Linked DNA regions of Homo sapiens: region 2 is linked to region 1. The links are chromatin loops, found by intact Hi-C in ENCODE. Cell type or tissue: A673. All regions are shown on one strand. Links, peaks and the distances in the headings refer to the core of each region. The heading gives the core; the rest is flanking DNA.

The links. Peaks named below come from ENCODE experiments on the same cell type or tissue, not always from the same donor. Only the 100,000 strongest peaks of a DNase experiment are listed, where the experiment ranks them.
Region 2: it touches region 1 in a loop (2.8-fold over the local background); 2 of 110 quality-filtered maps call a loop at or near these places.

The regions. Positions count from the first base shown.
Region 1 is chr3:123,253,090-123,263,308 of GRCh38, reverse strand. SEC22A (SEC22 homolog A, vesicle trafficking protein) reads right to left here. Exons shown (of 7, transcript NM_012430.5): 6 at 3,720-3,785. Among named protein-coding and RNA genes, the nearest start is that of SEC22A, 56 kb to the right of the region's middle. In A673, for the core only: a CTCF peak has its summit at 4,291; a DNase peak (open chromatin) is centred at 4,318.
Region 2 is chr3:123,149,314-123,159,532 of GRCh38, reverse strand. It overlaps PDIA5 (protein disulfide isomerase family A member 5), which reads right to left. Exons shown (of 17, transcript NM_006810.4): 14 at 9,169-9,299; 15 at 4,492-4,562. Among named protein-coding and RNA genes, the nearest start is that of MIR7110, 7.4 kb to the left of the region's middle. RefSeq lists enhancers at 2,364-2,863, 4,905-5,405. In A673, for the core only: a CTCF peak has its summit at 6,142; a DNase peak (open chromatin) is centred at 7,302; H3K27ac peaks cover 3,941 bases.

The sequences.
Region 1 (10,219 bases), core at 2,034-7,033:
GCCAGGAAAAGGGCCCTCAGCAAGAACATGATGTGCCAGCATCTGGACTTCCAGATTCCAGAACTGTGAGAAAGAAATGTCTGTTGTTTAAGCCACCCAATCTATGGTATTTTCTTATAGCATTCTGAACTATGCCAGTTATATACTATATAATTCCATTTACATAATGTCCTTAAAATGAGAAAATTATAGAAATGGAGAATGCGTTAGTAATTGCCAGAGATTAAGGAGCGGTTAGATTAAGGAAGTGGATATGGCTATAAAAAGGCAACATGAGGGATCCCTGTGGTGACAGGAATGTTCTGTATCTTGACTGTATCAGTATCAATACTCTGGTTGTGATACCGTTTTATATAGTTTTGCAAGATGGTAACATTGGGGGAAACCAGTAAAGGGTACGTAAGATCTCTCTTGCAACTCCACGTAAATCTACAATTATCCCAAAATAAAAAGTTTAATTAGAAAAACTTTACCCATACACATATGTCTAAAACTTACTTTAAAAACAACTACAGAAGCTCCTTGGCTTACGATAGGGTCACATCCTGATATACTCATTATAAGTTGAAAATATCCTAAGTTAAAAATGTATTTAATACAATTAACTTACCAAACATCATAGCTTAGCCTAGCCTACCTTAAACATGCTCAGAACTTTGGCCTACAGCTGGGCAAAATCATCTAATACAAAGCCTATTTTATTCAAATATATTCATTATCTCATGTAATTTATTGAATAGTGTGCTGAAAACCAGAATGGTCATGTGAGTACCTGAAACATAGTTTCTACTGAGTGCATATCACTTTTGCATCATTAGAAAGTAAAAAAAGTTCCAAGTCGGGGATGGTGTGTTTATACACGCTATATGCACATACATAGAGAGTGAGATAAAGAAGGTGTTGCAAGATGTTAACAATTGATGACTCTAAGTATACTGGTTTTTCAACTTTTCTGTAAGTTTCAAGTTTTCAAAGTAAAACATTGAGGGAACAGGAAGTCTCTAGTTTCTTCACTGATCCTTTGCTTTCCTATTTGAAATGTTCCATATCAAGATTAATCCTATCAGGCTGAGCTCTGGGCTTCCATAAGCACCTGCATCCTGAAGAAAAAGATGACAAACCATGTGGTAATGGCTTTTCAGATCTGATCTAAAGAGGATTTAAAAATATCCTGACAACTGGAGACAGAGCATGTTATATGGTAAAACATAATTACTTAAGTTTTACTGTGGGGGAAAAAAACAGCATTATTATCACCCTGCTCATCATATTTAGAAAGCAGGCAGTTTCATGCCTTTCAATATGAAGGAAATTAGTTTTCTGCTTTTCTTTTTTAAAGCATGAATTTGTTTACTTCTCTCAAGTAAAAGAACACCTGAGTGACACCACTCTACCACGAAGCAACTCTCAGAACTACTCGAGGCTGTTCTGGGAAGTGTAACAGAGGTATGCCTATCTATAGCCTGGTAGTCACCTGCTCTGAAGTCACAAAGATCTGGGTTTAAGTCACTAACAAGCTATAAGAACTGTCTATACCTCAGTGAGGACGATATAATGGTATATCCTCCTTTTTGTGAGGATTTAATGGTACAATGACTATAAAAGGCTTAACACAAAATAAGAGCTCAATACATTCTGCCATTATTACTAAGCATTTACAATTACTTAAGACAAAGCAACCAAAACTTGTATTTTATAAGAATGATTATTCATAAAATTATATTAAATACCTCACAGTTTTAGATAAAAATCAAATGAGATCATGTGTATAGTTATAAAATTATAACTTTATTACATTATAAAAATTACACAAATTAGGAATTTTGCCTACAGACAGCATGATATAGTAGACAGAACACAATACTGAAAATCAGACACCCAGAGTTAAGTACTGACTCTACCACTTTCTGATTATGTGATCTCAGGACAGTACTGAAACTGTCTCCGTTTTCTCACTTTAAAAAATGAGATATTATCCCTTTTGTGACAGGATAGAAATTAAAATAGAAAATATATACAAGAATATTTCATAAAATTAAAGCACTATGTGACATTAACAAATATGTTTTCACATTTCCTGCATGAAGTGTCACTCATCACCATTAAATCTGTCAGATTTGACAGAAAATTTCTGAAGATAATATAAATGGTTAAGAAAATCAAGCAATTTTTTTGGTCAGGCGCGGTGGCTCACGCCTGTAATCCCAGCACTTTGGGAGGCCGAGGTGGGCGGATCACAAGGTCAGGAGATCAAGACCATCCTGGCTAACATGGTGAAACGTCATCTCTACTAAAAATACAAAAAATTAGCTAGGCATGGTGGCAGGAGCCTGTATTCCCAGCTACTCGGGAGGCTGAGGCAGGAGAATGCCGTGAACCTGGGAGGCGGAGCTTGCAGTGAGCCGAGATCGCACAACTGCACTCCAGCCTGGGCGACAGAGCGAGACTCCGTCAAAAAAAAAAAAAAAAGAAAAAGAAAATCAAGTGATTTTAAAAAATGAGGCCACTGGAACTAAAATGTCTAATGTCTTTACATAAAAGTCAAATACATATATTCAAAATACGTCCCTAAAGACGTCCACTGAACTTTAGGTAGTCTTATATTTGCAGTTCTGACTCTTAACATTTTTTCTAATTCAAGCTAGAAAAATGTGTCACTTACAAAAAAGTTAGGTCAAAAAGCCTTGCTTGCTGTAACACGTTTTAACAAAGACATTCTTGCATTTGGGTAACTGGTAACTTCCTTTCCTACAAATGTGTGCCTCCTCTGGCCTTGGAAATGTGACTATCAGTCTCCATGTCACCAAGGTGCAAAATCTCTTCCCTCCTTAAGTTTCACAGTCTTCAAGTCCCAGTGAGTCTTCCTTCTCAATGTCTATTTTTTTCTATCCTCACTGCCATTACCATATGTTGGCTTTCATTACCTTCTACCTGTAGTAATAATTCCAAACCAATTTCCTTGCTTCCAGTCTCTCTGCTCTTACAGTCCATTCTATTCATTACTGCTAAATTGAATCCTAAAATCCTGTTTTTACTGTGCTGTTCTCTATTCAAAAACTTCCCTCCAATACAAAATCCTCAGCCTAGAGTATAAGTAGAACCTGGAAGCTGAATAATCAACCACCAGAAAATCTAGTAGTTTTTTTTTTTTTTTTTTTTTTTTTTTTTTTTTTTTTTGAGATGTAGTCTCGCTCTGTTGCCCAGGCCGGAGTGCAGTGGCGCGATCTTGGCTCACTGCAACCTCTGCCTCCTGGGTTCAAGCAATTCTCCTGTCTCAGCCTCCCAAGTAGCTGGGACTACAGGCACACATCACCATGCCCGGCTAATTTTTGTATTTTTAGTACAGACAAGGTTTCACCGTGTTGGCCAGCTGGCCTTGAACTCCTGACCTCAAGTGATCTGCCCACCTCGGCCTCCTAAAGTGCTGGGATTACAGGCATGAGCCACCACACCCAGCCTAGAAGTAGTCTTTACTACCATAGGCAGATGACATACCACCACTGAAGCCTCAGCACAGGAAGAAGGTTAACATCAGGTTCACTGGGATGTATGTCTACTCAAAATGGAGACATAGGTCACAAAGTTAAAAGAGGCTCAAATTAAAAGAGAAGCAAAGAACTCAGAGTTTTAATAATTTATTTAAAATGCACAATTGTTAGAACTGATACCCGAAGTAAACAATAATGGTAAGTGTTTCTTTAAAATGGAAGAAAACCTACCTGGTAAAGGCAGGCTGCTGTTCCAAGGAAAAATGCAATGATGTAATTAAAATCATCACCATCACTCTGCAAAAGCAAAATAAAAGATTATTTTTGTTTCCGGTGGGAGCCCATTTCCAGAAACAATCCATCAAGATAGGATGTAACAATATTTACAAACAGTCAAAATTGTCACACACTGGTATATAGAAATTCTCAAGAGTCCTAAAATGAAAACATAAAGCACATTCTAAGACCTAAAGAGTGTGAGGTAGAGGTACAAGTGTTCCTCTTCATTTTGGCCACCCCCATCAATTTCATTCCACTCAAAAGAGGAAAACCACTGGGGAAAAGTTCTGACATAACGATAAAAGCCTCTCCTCCTACTGCTAAAAAAATCATGTAAAAATGTACAACACCCCAGTGGCTGACAAAGTTACTCCAGCTCACTAGGGTCATTACTTGATTCAAATACTGACAAACTTTACTGCTAGTAAGTATATCACTGAATTGTCCAATAAAGTAATTTGATATGATTTTTTTAAAAACTGTGAAAACTGAAAAGCTACTGTCCACTAGAGTGTGCTAAATCCCAACGTGAAAAATTAAGACTAATCAGTCTTGCATGCTATGCTAGAAAAACAGCCACCCAGAGGAAAAACAGAGATACCTCATGCATAGAATGTCTCTGAAAAGAAAACTAATGGAGACATGTAACAACCCATGCTTTCCTATGCCTTTTTGGTTCTTCTTAAATATCTACATTATCGACTTCTTTCAATGTTTTTATACAGTAAAAGATAAAGTTCGGGCAGGAGCATTACATTTTTTTTTCTTCCAGGCAGGAACATTAATTTGGCCCTTTTCTTATATTAGAGAGAAAAAAAAAACCTCTTTATACAATGATAATTTCCACAAGACACAGAAGAGTATCTCATTATCATTTCTTCATAAAATAGTATAAAGGAAAAATTCCTTTTGCACTGGTTATTGGGCAACTGATTGTAAGGCAGAGGAAAGCTGGCTTATCCTAGTGAGAAGATCTTAAAATAGGAACCACTCATCTGCCTGGGATGCTCAGGCCAGTTGCACCCCAGAGGCAAGGAAGGCCAACACCAAACCTTTCCAGTTTAATAATTCTAAAACCTTAAATAAGTTCTGCTTGATTATTTTTTCTTTAGTCCTTTACTTTTTAAATGACCTTTTTTTTTCTGATTATAAAAGTTCATGTTCATTGTAGAGAATCTGGAAAATACAGATTATACAAAGAAGAAATTAATATAACCTATAAATGCCACAACTCTGGGAAAATTACTGCCAACCCTTTCATGTATTTCCTTCCAGTCTTTTCTGTATATGTAGACACATTTTAAAAAATAGATTGATACTTTTATATACTACTTTTTAGTACTTCACAGTACTACACAAACACTTTCCCAAGACAGTAAATATTCCTCAACCACACGATTTGTAATGATTATATAACCTTTAATTGTGGGGATATACCATAATTTATTGTCCTACAATTGGATACTATAGTTTTCTCTAAATTTAGACTAACTCTCTTAATCACTCCTTCTTTTCTCTCTTTTCCTTCCTTCCTTTTTTTTTTTTTCAATGAGATGGAGTCTTGCTCTGTCACCCAGGCTGGAGTGCAGTGGCACAATCTTGGCTCACTGCAACCTCCACCTCCCAGGTTCAAGCGATTCTCCTGCCTCAGCCTTCAGAATAGTTGGGACTACAGGTGCGTGCCACCATGCCTGGCTACTTTTTTCTGTATTTTTAGTAGAGATGGGGTTTCACTGCGTTAGCCAGGATGGTCTCGATCTCCTGACCTTGTGATCTGCCCGCCTCGGCCTCCCAAAGTGCTGGGATTACAGGCGTGAGCCACTGCACCCGGCCTCTTTCTTTCGAGATTGAGTCTCGTTCTATCACCCAGCCTGGAATGCAGTGGCGCGATCTCGGCTCACTGCAACCTCTGCTTCCCAGGTTCAAGCGATTCTCCTGCCTCAGCCTCCCAAGTAGCTGGGATTACAGGCACCCATCACCATGCCTGGCCAATTTTTGTACTTTTTAGTAGAGAGTGGAGTTTCACCAGGTTGGCCAGGCTGATTTTGAACTCCTGACTTCAAGTGATCTGCCTGCCTCAGCCTCCGAAAGTGCTGGGATTACAGGCGTGAGCCACCGTGCCTGGCCTTAAATGCCTTTAAAACACTTAGGAGCATATTTCTAGAGTCAGTCAGACTTGGGTTCAAATATTTACTTATAATCTGGGACACTTATTTAATTTCCTCTTTTGAAAAATAAAAGTTGTAGAGATTAAGTGAAATAACATTTGCAAATACAAAGAAAAGTAACTGGTACATAGTAAGTACTCAGAAACATTCACTAACTCCTGTCTCCCTGGGGTTACTGTCTGTGTCACTTAAAAAATCTTTAATTGATACAGAGAAGACTGTCTACTAGCATATTATTCCATTTAATAAATATTTATCAAGCATTTACAAACCAGGTACTTTGTTACTATCCCTAGTACAGAAAAGAGTTAAGTCCAGCCAGGGCGGTGGCTCATGCCTGTAATCCCAGCACTTTGGGAGGCCGAGGTGGGCAGATCACGAGGTCAGGATATCGAGACCATCCTGGCTAACACAGTGAAACCATGTCTCTACTAAAAATACAAAAAATTAGCCGGGCGTGGTGGCGGGCACCTGTAGTCCCAGATACTCGGGAGGCTGAGGCAGGAGAATGGTGTGAACCTGGGAGGTGGAGCTTGCAGTGAGCCGAGACTGCGCCACTGCACTCCAGCCTGGGTGACAGAGCGAGAATCCACCTCAAAAAAAAAAAAAAAAAAAGGAAAGAAAAAGAAGAGTTAAGTCCACACCAACTTAAGGAGGTCACTCTAATTAAGGCAGATACGTAAGTCAATAATTACCACCCAAAGTGATAACTGATGGCACAGGTGTGTGTAGAGGATACTAAGGGAGCCCAATGGAGACACATCTAATTCTGCATAGAGAAAAAAGAAAGGCCAGGGAAGACTTCCTAGATGGAGTAAAGCTTAAACTGGGTCTTAAAGGCTGAACCAGGTAGGCAAGGTAGGAAGAGAATCAAAGGCAAAGGAAGTAGTGCGTACAGTGTCAAAGAGGGAGGAGATTAAGATTGACTCAGAGGCTTCTTGTTTAGGCAACGTTTGAATGACACCATGCACTAAGTTGGGCATATGGAAGAAAAGTAATTCAAGAGCAGAAAATACTGAGCTCACTGTGGGACATGCTATTCTAGAGCTGCTAGTGGGACATCCAAATAATTATACTTAGCAGATATTTCAGTCTGCTTCAGGAAAGAGTTTGATCCAGAGATCTAACTTGGCAGTCTTCTATTTTAATAGTAGTTAAATGAAAGGCCTATGACAACCAAGTAAAAATCTCAATTCTTGATTAGCTCCTAGATTAGAGAGAGGAACAAAACACTATATAGAACATTCTGGGGGCAACTATGGAAATTTGAATACAGATTTTCTATTAGGTAATACTATACTAATGTTAAATTCTTTGGTGTGATTAAGGTATTATGATTACGTAAAAGAATATCTTAGCTCTTAAGACATACATATTGAATTCAATTTTGGAATAAACTGAGATGATACCTACAGTATTAACTTTGAAATGACTCAGTAAAAAAAAAAAAAGAAAGAAGAAAGTAAAATGGTAGGTAGGTATATGGGGTGGATGTTAATTCTGCTGTTCTTTAAACTTTTCTATAAGTTTGAATTCTTTCAAAATAAGATGTTATGTGGTGCAGCAAAAGGAAAACGCAAATATTTAATAAAAAGTCATGCGGCCACTAAAAAGAATAGATCTCCGTGTACTGATGTGAAATAAACTCCTACATATTTTTAGACTTAAAAAGATGCAAATTAGTATTGAGTATGCTATCATTTTCATAAAAATTTTAAAAGAATAATTGCATAAGTAAATATATAAATACCTATATACTAGCATAGGCACATAATCTCCCTAGAAGGATGACTCTGAGGAAGAAAGTTGGGAGGCAATTACTTTTCTGTGAAAATATCAACTCTTATAGGCTTTGAAATTTTTATGTGCATATTTTACTGTGTGTGTGTGTATGTGTGTGTGTATGTATAAATGTATGTGTATTTTTTCAAAAAGGCCATTATGAAAGTAACCAAGAAGAGGGCATGGAGTTGGAAGAATATAAAGCCAAGGACAGAATACTGGAGAATGCCACTATGTAAAGGACAGGTGGAGGAAGAAAGTGTATCAAATAAACTGAGGAATAGGAAGAGAAAGAGAGAAACAAAACAAAACAAAACAAAACGGGAGAAAACAGTTTCATAAAAATGAACGGATGAGAGATTTGTCATGAAGAAAAATGTAAATACATTAAACTATTAACAGTGACTTGTGTCTATGTTTCCTGAAATAAAATTCATTTTTTGAAATTAAACAAGGAAATGTTTAAAAGGAAGAACATAATGACAGATGAGGCAGAGAGGGTACATAAGATAAGACTCTAAAGAGTTTCTGCTGTATTTGGCAATTGAAAGGATACTGGTGAGCTTAATGGTGGATATCTGAGAGAATTACAGGAGCAGAAAAGAGATCATAGTAGACTAAGACTCATAGGTGGGAACTGAACAATGAGAACACTTGGACACAGGAAGGGGAATATCATACACTGGGGTCTGTTGTGGGGTGGGGTGAGGGGGGAGGGATAGCATTAGGAGATATACCTAATGTAAATGACGAGTTAATGGGTGCAGCACACCAACATGGCACATGTATACATATGTAACAAACCTGCACGTTGTGCACATGTACCCTAGAACTTGAAGTATAATAAAAAAAAAGAAAAGAAAAGAAATAGAGGGTAAAGGAGCAAGACAACAAATGTAGTCTACTCTCTCAAAAAATTAGAAGAGAGCATACGTAAAGAGGCTTTTTTGGTTTTGTTATTGTTTGTTTTTTAAAGAACAGCAGGGCTGAGGGAAACGAGCCAGTAGGGAACCAGCAGATGAAATGTAGGTGAAGGAATAGCCAGAGGTTGGAAGGTGGGCAGAGGTTAGGAACAAGGACAAAAGTGGGAGTGGACAGAGGTGGGGAAACAGAGACAGGAAGGAAGGCAGAGGAGAGGAAGAAGAGGGCAGAGGTAAGGAGTTCCAATACACATTTTTATGAATGTCACTATTCACCTTTAGGGGATACTAGAGTACCAATGTATTGCTCTGAAAACAAATAAAGGACATTTTCTTTTAAAGATGAGGATGGGTCAGGGGCAGTGGCTCATGCTATGATCTTAGCACTTTGGGAGGCCAAGGTGGGAGAATTACTTGAGGCCAGGAGTTTAAGACCAACCTGGCCAACACAGCGAGACCCTGTCTCTTTAAGAAAAAAAAAGATGAGGATGAAGGTAAACAAAAGCCTCATATAATAGCCACACAATGTATTAGGAGGATACTATTAAAATGTTTATAATAATTAGGGAATATTTACTTTTTAATATTAAGTGAAAAAAGGACATAATGGATACATGTACATGTATGAAAATTTGGTGATAATTTTTATTTTATTCTTTATACATTTCCCCCAACTCTTTTTTGTTATTTTTATTTTATTTATTTATAACTTTTTTATTTTCTTTCTCCACTTTTTAATGTTATTTAATCTTTATTATCTTCTATTTTATGGCACTGTCTTGTAGGATCTCCTAATTCTTTAACAATGAATTAGCATATAATCAGAAAAAATGCTTTTATTTCTTTTGAAAGAAAGTAAGCACCACACCTTAGCATAGATATGTCACTAAATAAATGAAAAAGTTCTGTTAAGTATTAGCAGGGACATAATTTCTTTCTTTCTTTTTTTTTTTTTTTTTGAGATGGAGTCTTGCTCTGTCGCCCAGGCTAGAGTGCAATGGCACAATCTTCGGCTCACTACAACCTCCGCCTCCCAGGTTCAAGCAATTCTCCTGCCTCAGCCTGCGGAGTAACTGGGATTATAGGCACCTGCCACCGCGCTCAGTTAATTTTTGTATTTTTAGTAGAGATGGGGTTTCACCACATTGGCCAGGCTGGTCTTGAACTCCTGACCTCGTGATCCACCTGCCTTGGCCTCCCAAAGTGCTGGGATTACAAGCGTGAGCCACCGTGCCTGGCCAGCAGGGACATAATTTCTTTAAAAGGCATCAACAAGTCTATGGGAAAGAAGATAAGAAATAAAAGCAAGTTGATGACTTCTGCTTTGTAGAAGCTTTTACAAACAATTTTAGAATCCGAGAAATCTTAGATTGTCTGTCCTAAGACCTAAGAAATGGCCCCTGGGCTTATGTAGTCTAAAATCTTCATCTTGCAGAATTGCAAGATGAGATACAAGAAGGTAAAATAACCCATGCAGGGTCACAAAGTTACTGGCAGATGGGACCCAGGTATCTTAACTTCCAGGTCAGCATTTCTACTGAGATATCAAAAGATTCCATTTTTTTTCTAATGTGCCATATGC
Region 2 (10,219 bases), core at 3,207-8,206, 100 kb after region 1:
TGATGGCACTTACCCTGCAGTCTCACAGGTGACAACTGGCTGGGCAGAGAGGCAGCTGTCCTTCAGGTAGGCTAAACATACCTTCCCCAGCACCCCCTGGAGCCCAGTTCACCCAGGCCAGCAGACTGGCCCCTATGCACTTCTGATAACCGCAGCCCACCTCTAACGCACTTTATTATTTAAAAACATGAGGCAGATGCTCCCCTGGCCAAATTGTGGGGTTCCATTTCTCAGGGCAGGTGCTATGGGGCCCTGCCCAGGGACACGGGCATCCACATACTTTCCTTCCCTGCAGCCAGAGGCTGAGGCCCCATGCCCAGCCCGGGCCAGGAGCTGCTGCTCCGCCATGAAAGTGCTGGATGAACATGGCTCTGGGCTGCTGCTCTCCCTGCATCTGCTTTAAATTATGAATTTAATTTGTATACAATGCCCTGGAGCTATTGGAAATATAGTGTATGGTTTTATAAATCTACTAAATTAGAAATGTATACTTGTTCTGAATCACCTAAACTAGCTGCCAGCCGCACACATGGAATGCAACTTCTAGCTGCAAAGGTGAATCCACGCGCGTTTTCCACAGAAGAAGAGACAAATGCGTCCTCCCCAAAGGCAGCAGCTTAGACTCTTTGGAAAGAAGGCAGCGAATAAAGCTCTTCTCAGCTATTGAAATTTCACCTAAATGCCTGTCCCCTTACACCCAACTCAAGATTTGCACTGATCACCTGCAACACAGAACACCTACGATTTCTCAATTTGTTCTATGGTGGTTGGTACAAATCCTGGGGCACACGCTGCTGGTGTCCTGCCACATCCCCTCAGACCAGCCCTTGCCACAGCACCTGCTACTCTCAGCCTCAGAGCATCCTCCCAGCCTCAAGGAGCTGGACGTAAGGCCAATGACAGATGGGGGTCTAGAACAAGGACCCTGGCTTCTTTGGCCTTTGAGTGGAACAGCTCTGTGTCACGTTTCCTGGTGAGGTCTCCTGTGGGACTGAGCCTTGGTGACTCATCCAGTCATCTGCCCATAAAACACCTGCTTTGGTTCCTCCCCTTTCGTGTCTCACTTCCAGGGTCCTCTCTGAACTTCCTGAGATCACTTCCCAAATAAATTCCCTGCACATGAGCCCAGGAGCAGGGTCTGCTTCTGGGAGAACTCAAACTCTGACAATGCCTGTTTGCGATTCTCACTCTGCCCCTCTCCAGCTGAGAAACTAGCATATGATCTCTCTAAGATTCAATCACCTCTTCAGCAATATGAGCACTGTAACAATACCTAGTTGAGCAAGCTATTGTAAGGACAACATGATGTAAGAAATGCTTTCAGTGGAAGAAGAGCTCGCAGTAAATATCAAATATGTTATATTGTTCCTTCACCTAGTCAACATTTACACAGGTCTAAGGTGTCATGACTGTGGGGAGTTCAAGGACAAATGAGGTCTCTGTCCTGAGGGAGCTTTCACTTGGAAAAGGCAGTAGCCAGCCTCATAAACAGGAGGACCTACATGTCATGGCCAGATTCCAGCAGTGAAGTGGGCCCATGGCAGAGGTGGGGCCCCCACTGCCTCAGGGCCTCCCTCTAAGGGTGACCTTCACACCTGGCCCCACACCACCCCCAGCCTGCACACCTTGACGTGCAGTGAAAGGTGAGCCCCCCACCTGCTTGCCAGCCCACCACAGGTCCTGTCTGCCTTGCCCCTTCAATAACACCATCTGTTCCAACACTAACACTTTGCATTCCTTTCCCCACCAGTGTGCCAACCGATAAAGTCCCCAAGTAAGCTCCCGGGAGGGGGTGGAGGCTCCCCTGCTAAAATATGAGCTGCCACACACAGCTTTATTGATTCAGTAAAATAAATCTCTGCAGGAGCTAATATTGACTTTGGCTATGAAAATGGAAGTGAACAACCAACTGCATATTGATTGGGATAGGAACAGGGGCTGGCTTCTGGGTGGAAAAACCCCACAATTCCAGCTAAGAAGTGGCAGCTTGGGGTGTCAGGAGACCCAGTTCTGGCTGTCAGTGACCCGCTGGGCATTCCTGAACAAGGGACACAGCTCCTCTCTGGGCCTGGATCCCTCACGAGTAAAGGGAGAGGGGACAGGCCAACAGTCCCCACACACCAGCCTGTGGCCAGCACAAGAGCCAGCTCTTAAAAACCACAAATTTCCAGCACCATCCCCCAGAGACTCTGATCTGATAGTTGTAGGATGGGACCCAGTAGTCACAGTGCCATGCCTGGAGCACAGAGTGGGCACCAGTAAGTTCAGCCCCCCAGGCCAGATGGCTGGCTTCCCTGATGTCATGAATATAACCTCCAGGAAACCCAGGCAGGCCACCTGCCTCAGACAGAGAGGTTATGAAGTGCATTCCTGAATGCAAGTGAGGGTGATCCCTGGCTTGGAATAAAGGAAGCTGAAAGGAGAGACAGAGGGAATAAGAGACAGGAGGACTGAACCCAGGAAAAGGCCACAACACCACTGGCCCAAGACAATCAAGCAAAGGTGTGTCAGTGTCTAAGCGGAGGGGAGCATCAAGGAAATGGGCCCCCATGTAGCAGTGCAGGGGGAATGGGAAGAGAAGACGTGGGCTCTCAGCTGCCCGCTGGAGGCCTGGCAAGTCTGGCCTCACCTGCACTGATGTGGGTCAGGCCACAGGACAGCCTCAGCGGCGGTCTAGTGGGCAGAAAGGGGCCACGTCAATGGGGCTGCCCCTTCAGGGTTTCCCCAGCCCCCTCGGTGCCTCAGCTGGACCACGCTCCCTGACACCATGCTCCCCAGCATGGCTGGGAGGGCAAGCCCAGGATCTGTCTGCCAGTCATGCCTCAGGACCCTCACAGATCTCCTGGGGCCTATGGAGACCTGAGTGTCCAGTGGGACAGGGAGATGGCACACCTCAGCCTTTCTCCTGCTGCCCAGAGCACCCAGCATTCTGGGTGGCACGTGATGGACGTCAATACAGAGTGGCAGCTATTCCGGTCCTGTGGACTGGCAGCCCAGGCCATGCTGGATATCGTGGGACCACCAAGCAGGAGCAACTACCCTGTGCTGTGCACAAGTGGGTGGGAACAATGAGGGACATGGACACGGGAAGGAAGCCCCTGCTGCCATACCCCACTCAGTGCAGGGAAAGGGGCAGGCAGAGGAGAAAACGCTTCTGGTCCTTGTACTCCCTTCTGGTGGGGGTGAGGGGTGCCTCAAAGCCGCAGCCAGGGCTTTCGGGTAACAATGGGACCTCCTGACTCCAGAGAGAGTCCTGGGCTCTGGGTCTAAGTGAGAATCAGGTTCCCAGTTCATCCCCACTCTGCCTGCATGGGCCTGTCCCCAGCCTGGCTTCCTTTGGCTTTATGTCCCTGTAAAGTTCTCATTACCCCATCTCTGCCACTGTCTCTGGGCCTGTTAAGGTGATCCTAGCACCTGTATCTCTGCTCCCACAAGGTCTGGATGGTACCTTTAGGCCTGACCTCCTGTTGGCCTTGATCAAAACTTCAAACCCTGCCCACCCGGCCCTGGGATGGTCATCTGTCTCTGCTTGTGAGGGCTGCTCCACTAATACCTGCTCCCCTTTCCTGCCTCGGCTGAACTTCCGTCTAGGCCTGCTTGGCCTGTTTATCATCTAGGACTCTATGCTCAGCTTATGCCTGGCCTTGGTTCCTTCCAGCCTGCCCTGGCCCCACCTGGGATTCCACCCAGGAAAGTAAGGCACCCCTGCACGTGACTCTGGGTTTGGGTGTGTGTGAATGCAGATCCCACGTGACTGCCAGCTTCTAGGGCCTGTTAGGCCAGAGGTTCCCATGACTGAGTCTCAGGGCTGGGAGGAATGTTTGCAGTCCTCTGCACCAGTGCTCCGCCTGGCATGGATGAGAAGGGAACTCAAAGGCTGGCAGTCAATCACACTTCCCCGAATTCAGGGGTATTTCCCTGCCCCACAAGCCCTCTCCCAGCAGAAGCCCCCACTGCACCAGCTGCCTGGGGGATGTGCCTGGGGGACGCGCCTGGAGGCCCTGCACTCTAATCCAATCTGCAGCTCTAGCTTGTTAATTTTATGCTTCATCAGTCGGCAGCTGCAGGAGCCTTTCACTTAGGCAGGGCGAGGCTCCACTGACATGGCCTTGCTCTCCTCCACCATGGCATCCTCCAGTTGACTTTTGTTGGATTTTTAAATTTGTATTTTTAATTATATAAGTAATGCATGATGACAATCCTACAGTAAAAAGGTTCAAACACTAAAAAAGTAAATAGATGACCCCTTTAACCATCCCTCTCCTCCAAGTAAGTGCTGGAATGGTTCAGCATATCCCTTTTAGTTGATTTTGCAGCATAAATCCAGCCTGCCCTATCTTCCTTCTAAAGAGAATGTCCTGGTTCCCAAGGAATTTCCTGCTTACAGGTCTTAGCAGACCTGCCCCTGTTTGGGGAAGGACCTGAATGACAAGAAGGAAGGTGTAGGAATTAGCTGCAGGCAGATCAAGAGATGAAGAGCGCTGTCCTTACCTTTCGGTCATCTTTGAAGGCATCAGCAGTAGCAGTAAAGTGCGGAATGACCTTCTTACAGTGTGGGCACCCTGTGTGAGAGGGGAAGAGAGCACACAGGACTGTGATGCATGTGCAGGGAGGCTGCAGGGCCAGGGACCCTTCCTGAAAGCTCCAGAGAGGGCTCTCCAGGAGCTCCCCACTGCCCGCCACACTGTCAGGGTCCTTTTGTCAACCTTGCCACTCTAACCACCTCCCACCCATGTCTGATCTATTGGTAGGGGGGACTGGTAGGAGTCCCTGTCACAAGCATCATATGCTCCTGCCCAGGCTGGGGGGCGATGGTCACTGTAGTCTAGTTCTGCTCCTTCCACAGAGGACGAGGAACAGCCTGATCTTGGGGGCAGAGGGAGCTTTGGGCTTAAAGAGGAAGGCACGGGATTCTCAGAGCCGCTACAATCTTCTCTTGCTCCAGGGACAATAGCAAATCTCTCCATTTCCTGACTGAGAGGAAGTGGCGTTGGGAAATGCAGGGTGGGGGGATTTTGGGGCAACTACTCTGCACCCACTGCTCATGATTTGCTGCTAACTTCTGCATTCCTAGCAACCTCCACCCAGCCCAGACTGTGAGCAGCCAAATCAGGCCCTGGTCCCCAGGTCTCCATCTACTCTTTGCTCTACAATAACCAGAACCTCAAAGCCAGGAACAGGAAGGCCATGGTCAGGGTAAGAGGGAGAGGAGCTACGGGAAGTCACCAGGCAGTCCTCAGGTCCCTTGATGCTCCCTGTCCCAGGGAGAAGGCTTGTCAGAGCAGCCTAAGGCCTTTGAGCTATACTGGGGCCCCTACCTCCAGCATCTGTCTCTTGTTCTGGGCATCACCCTGAGCCCCAACTCTGACCTCAGTGTCTCAGAAGCAGGGTAGGGACCTCTGTGGGGGCCACTTTCTCCTCCTGTCCTGGTGAGCCCAGGAGCTGCAGGCTGATCCAGCCCTTCCCTCAGCACTAACAGATCAGAACCCAAACCCCCCTCCTCTCTCAGCCCTTTCCCAGTCACTGGTGAACAGAACTGTCCAGGGCACAGAAGGGCTCTGAGGGGAGGGTTTCCCTGAGCAAGGGGAGGCTCCAGCCCACACCTCTACGTCAGCCAGCCTCCCTCAGCCTCGGGAAGGCAGAGATGCCACGGTGGGAACAGAAACGGCTTTGCTCATCTACTTTCTCCTTTTTAAAATAAGATAATAATGACTGGCATTTCAAAGGGTTTTGTGAAACCAAATTAAGGCTAAGCTACAAGTTTAATCTGAATTTAGTCCTTGAGCCAGTCTTGAGATGAGCAGGACCACCCACATGGCCTGGCTGGCAGAGTGGCCAGCTGGCCCAGAGCATTGTGGGGGGTGATGGGGGGTGGGGGTGTAGAGGGCTTTGCCAAGTCTCATGCAGAAGGAGCAGAAGAGACCTGGGCCAGTGATGGGTTATATCAGAAATGAGACAAGCACAGCTTAGCAATGTGCCTAGCACAGCCTAGCTCATGGCAGAGACTGGATGATTTTTTAATAGCCTAAAATGGAAATTACAAGTAACACTTCACTAATTTGACATAACAGAAAGAAAAATAGCTCAAATTCATGAAAATGTCACACTATAAAGGGATGATGTTATAAAATTTTCAAAACACTTAAAGAGCGCAATCTACTGGTTAACAAGGTATGTCACAGACAGCTCCTGCAGGCAGCTGCAGGCCCCTTGTGTGTGGCCTATGCCCATAATAGCATTAGGCTGGCGAAAATAACCACCCCCCTTCCTCAAAACCTGGTTTCACTATTAATTTTTCCTTTTTAACCTCTTTGTTCATTGAAAGTCTAAAGGTAACTGTCAGCCTAGTGTAAATTCCTGTTACCATCAATTTAAAATATCTAGGCCTCAGATTAATGGCTTTCTGTTGCATCTAATTTTCTCATTATCCGAAAGAAAGAGTGGGGCCAATGAGTAATGGGAGGGAGGGCTGTTTCAGAAAGTGCATGAAGATGCTTCCAAGAGGTGTCAGGAGGGCCAGATGTGGATGATTTTTTTTATTTAATGTAGGCTTAAAAAAAAAAAAAAGGCACTGCCTCTGTGTAGCAGAAAACCAAAGACGCCTCCCAGAGTGGGGAAAGAGGAACAAAGACTGAGGACAGGCTGGACAATTGCAGTTCTAGAGACTCCGCCAAGCTGGCCTGAGAAGGGCAGTCACCATGACCAGACCATTCAGCGTAAAAGGAACAATGAAACAGCAGGAGGAAGAGCTGTGCAGAAGCTGGGGAGACAGGATGCAGGGGCAGACATGGTGGGAGAAGGGATGTGGGAGGTGGAGAGATGTGAGGGGAGGTAAGATGTTGGGGTGAGGCAGCTAGAAGGGGAGCAGGAACGTGTGGGTATGCTGCTTTTCCTTTAGACCTCTATCAGGCATTTGACTTTACTATTTGACATTTCTGTAGTGTTTAGATCCTTCATATATAAAAAGTATATAGTATATGCCATATTTATATATAAAAATAGGTATTATTATTTTCATTATTAAAAAGTCAAAAGATGTATCTTTTTTGTCCTTGGAAAGTCTTCCCCCTGTAACCCACTGATAAAGATGTATGTCCCTGGGGCAAGGTTTAGGGACAGAAAAACGCAGTAACAGAAATGAAGAAACTCTAAGGACCAAGCCCTCTGCCAGAGGTTGAGTCACTCAGTGACCCTGCCCTGGATGGATTGTGTTTAGAATTTTGTCAGGGTAGACAGTGAGCCCCTCAAGGCCTGGCAGGGACATGTCTCCCTCCCTTGTACCCTGGGCCCTAGACACTGCACAGCACAGAGCTGATATTTGATGGGTAGGTGGAAGACAGGTGGGAAGGCAGGCGGGAAGGCAGGCAGGCTGGAAGGCAGAAAGGAAGGCAGGCAGGAAGGAAGGCAGGAAGGAAGGAAGGAAGGAAGGAAGGCAGGAAGGCAGGAAGGAAGGCAGGAAGAAAGGCAGGCAGGAAGGAAGGCAGGCAGGAAGGAAGGCAGGCAGGAAGGAAGGCAGGAAGGAAGGAAGGAAGGAAGGCAGGAAGGCAGGAAGGAAGGCAGGAAGGAAGGCAGGCAGGAAGGAAGGCAGGCAGGAAGGAAGGCAGGAAGGAAGGAAGGCAGGAAGGAAGGCAGGCAGGAAGGAAGGCAGGCAGGAAGGCGGGCAGGAAGGAAGGAGGGCAGGAAGGAAGGCAGGCAGGCAGGAAGGCAGGCAGGCAGGCAGGCAGGAAGGCAGGCAGGCAGGAAGGCAGGCCAGGCAGGCAGGCAGGCAGGCAGGCAGGCAGGCAGGCAGGCAGGCAGGAAGGAAGGAGTTGTAGATCTTTGGCAGCCCAAAAGGGTAAGAGTCTCTCCCAGATTCCCTGGGGATTCAAGCACCTGTCGGTCCCAGCAGCCAGGGTCAGGGTGGCGGGGGGCTTATGTCTGCTATGAAGGCCCCTCAGTCAGGGAGGAGCTGAAGAGAGGCAGAGGAAGCACTGGGCTCTGGTCCAGAGGTCTGGGGGAAAGTATTTCGTCTGGTCAAGGGCTTCCACTCCTGCAGCCAGGTTCTCACTTGCTGCTGAAAACACTCTCACTCTCTGGACTGTGCCTGTGACATAGAGAGAGCCATCCAGGCTGCGGGAGGGGCCTGCCACTAACTTGCCCCATGGCCTTGGGCAAGGCTCAGTCCTCCACCCCCTAATGCCAGAGGGAAGATGTCAGCTCCCGAAAATTTTCAGGCTTCTGGGCACACTCTACAGACCGAAGAGGACAGCCGGAAGCTCTGTAAGGGACTGGGAGAGGACAAGTCCCACTCTGAGAAGGAAAGGCAGAAAGAGATGGGCAGGGAGGCTGCCTCAAGGAGGGGCTGAGGCTGTGGCGGCCCCTCTCAGACCCTGAGAACACACAGACTCCACGGATTACTGACACTTGAAAGGTGGGGACGGGGGAGCCAACAGGAGGGCCAGCTACAACTGAGCAGGTTTATGGCTAGATGGAGCTGCCTGGCTTCTCTGTAGACTGCAGCTTTTATTATCCTCACTCCATTAAGCTGAGCTGTAACCTGGGGGAGAGAGAGAAGGGCAGCAGAGAGTGGGAAATTCTAAGAACCTTTCATTGTAAGTATCAATTAACAACTTCAAAATGGGAATACACAGAAACCTGAGGTCACCGATGCCAATGTCGGCAGACGTGTCACTTCCTCAGCTTGAGCTCTGATTAAAACGAGCACAGCACAGGAGCTCAGGAGCGAATGTGGCTGTGCCTATGCCACGGCTCCAGAGCCATCTGGAAGGGCAGGGAGAGGGGGTTCCAAGGTGCTGAAGATAAGTCAGTGTCTGGAGAAGGAAGAGGGGGCGGGGACAGCTGAGGGGTGGGAAGTGTGCAGGTAGGGGACAGGGGCATGGAGGAGCCCAGGGACAAGAGGGGACGAGCACAGAGGCAGAGGGCTTTAGGACAGACACGAGAAAGGCTGCCCCAAAGGAAGGAGAGCCCGACGAGTCTGACAAAAGGAGGCCCTGGATTTGAAGGACCTCTTAGCCTGGAATAAAATTGGAGAGCCTGGTTCATAATGGAGATGACCCTGGGATCCATCAGCGGCTGCCTTGGTCCCTGGGGTGGGTGTGCGGGTCTTTTTGGTTTGGTGGGGCCAAACCCCTCTTACTGTGCCACTCAGTGAGCACCCAAGCTACTTACAAGGGGCGTAGAACATGACCAAGGTGTGTTTCTTCTTCTTCAGGGTCTCCCGGAAGTTGTCCCCCACCAGGTGCAACACGCTTGTCTGCTGCTCTTCCCACGTGGGCTCTGGGGGCGGGGGGGCCTCAGGGCTGCAAGAAGCCAGGGGAGTGGGGAGGCAGCCATAAGGAGAGATTTTTAGATGGGCAAGGAAATCCACCCTCAATGTCCCAACCACTCGGGGGAACATGCATGAAGAAACCACTACAATCCTTCTAAAATTTCATTTTAAAACCACAGTTTAAACACAAACAAATCTGTGCCACCAGCAAAGACCTTCCCTGATTCCCTCTGAGGAGCCCATTAAGGAGCCATTTTGTAAAATATGGAAGACTTGACACCATTTCAGGTCAGGGCAGCCCCCCCAGTTGTGGGCCACGAACTCCTTGACAAGAGCATAGAGGCACCTCTGCTTGGACTCCCAGGCCCCTCCTTTCTGCCCCCTCTAGGACCCTACATGATCGTTCATTATCTTCTGGTTCTCAGCTTCTGTTCTGGTGGAGAGCATGGGCCAAGGAGTGAGGCGGGCCTGGGTTCAAGTCCAGATGACTTACCAGCTGTGCAACCTTAGGTAAGTTACTAAACCCCTCTGAGCCTCCGTTTTCTTTTCTGTTAAATGAGGACAATGGGATCTTTATGAAGAGCAGAGAATGTATGAAAAGCATCTACTCAGTCAAGGAACTAATATTTACTGAGAGCCTAGATGCTCTAATAAATGCCAGGCATTGGATAAATGTTATTGCTTCTCAGTCTCTTGCTGTCCACTGGGTCCCTCCACTCTGCCTCATGCAAGGATGGATCTCCAGGGTCTTGCAATAGCTTTTGCTCCCCTGCTTCCCTCTCTATAACTCAGCTCCCCTTCTTGGGAGTATTTCTGGGGAGAGGGCTACACCCACGCTGCCACGTCTCCCACTGGGCTTGTGCCACAGCCCCTGCACCAGCTGAGTGCAGCCCTCTCTGTGCTTCCAGTTCTATTCTGAGCCCTTGCAATTCTCAAAGATCTCATTCCTCT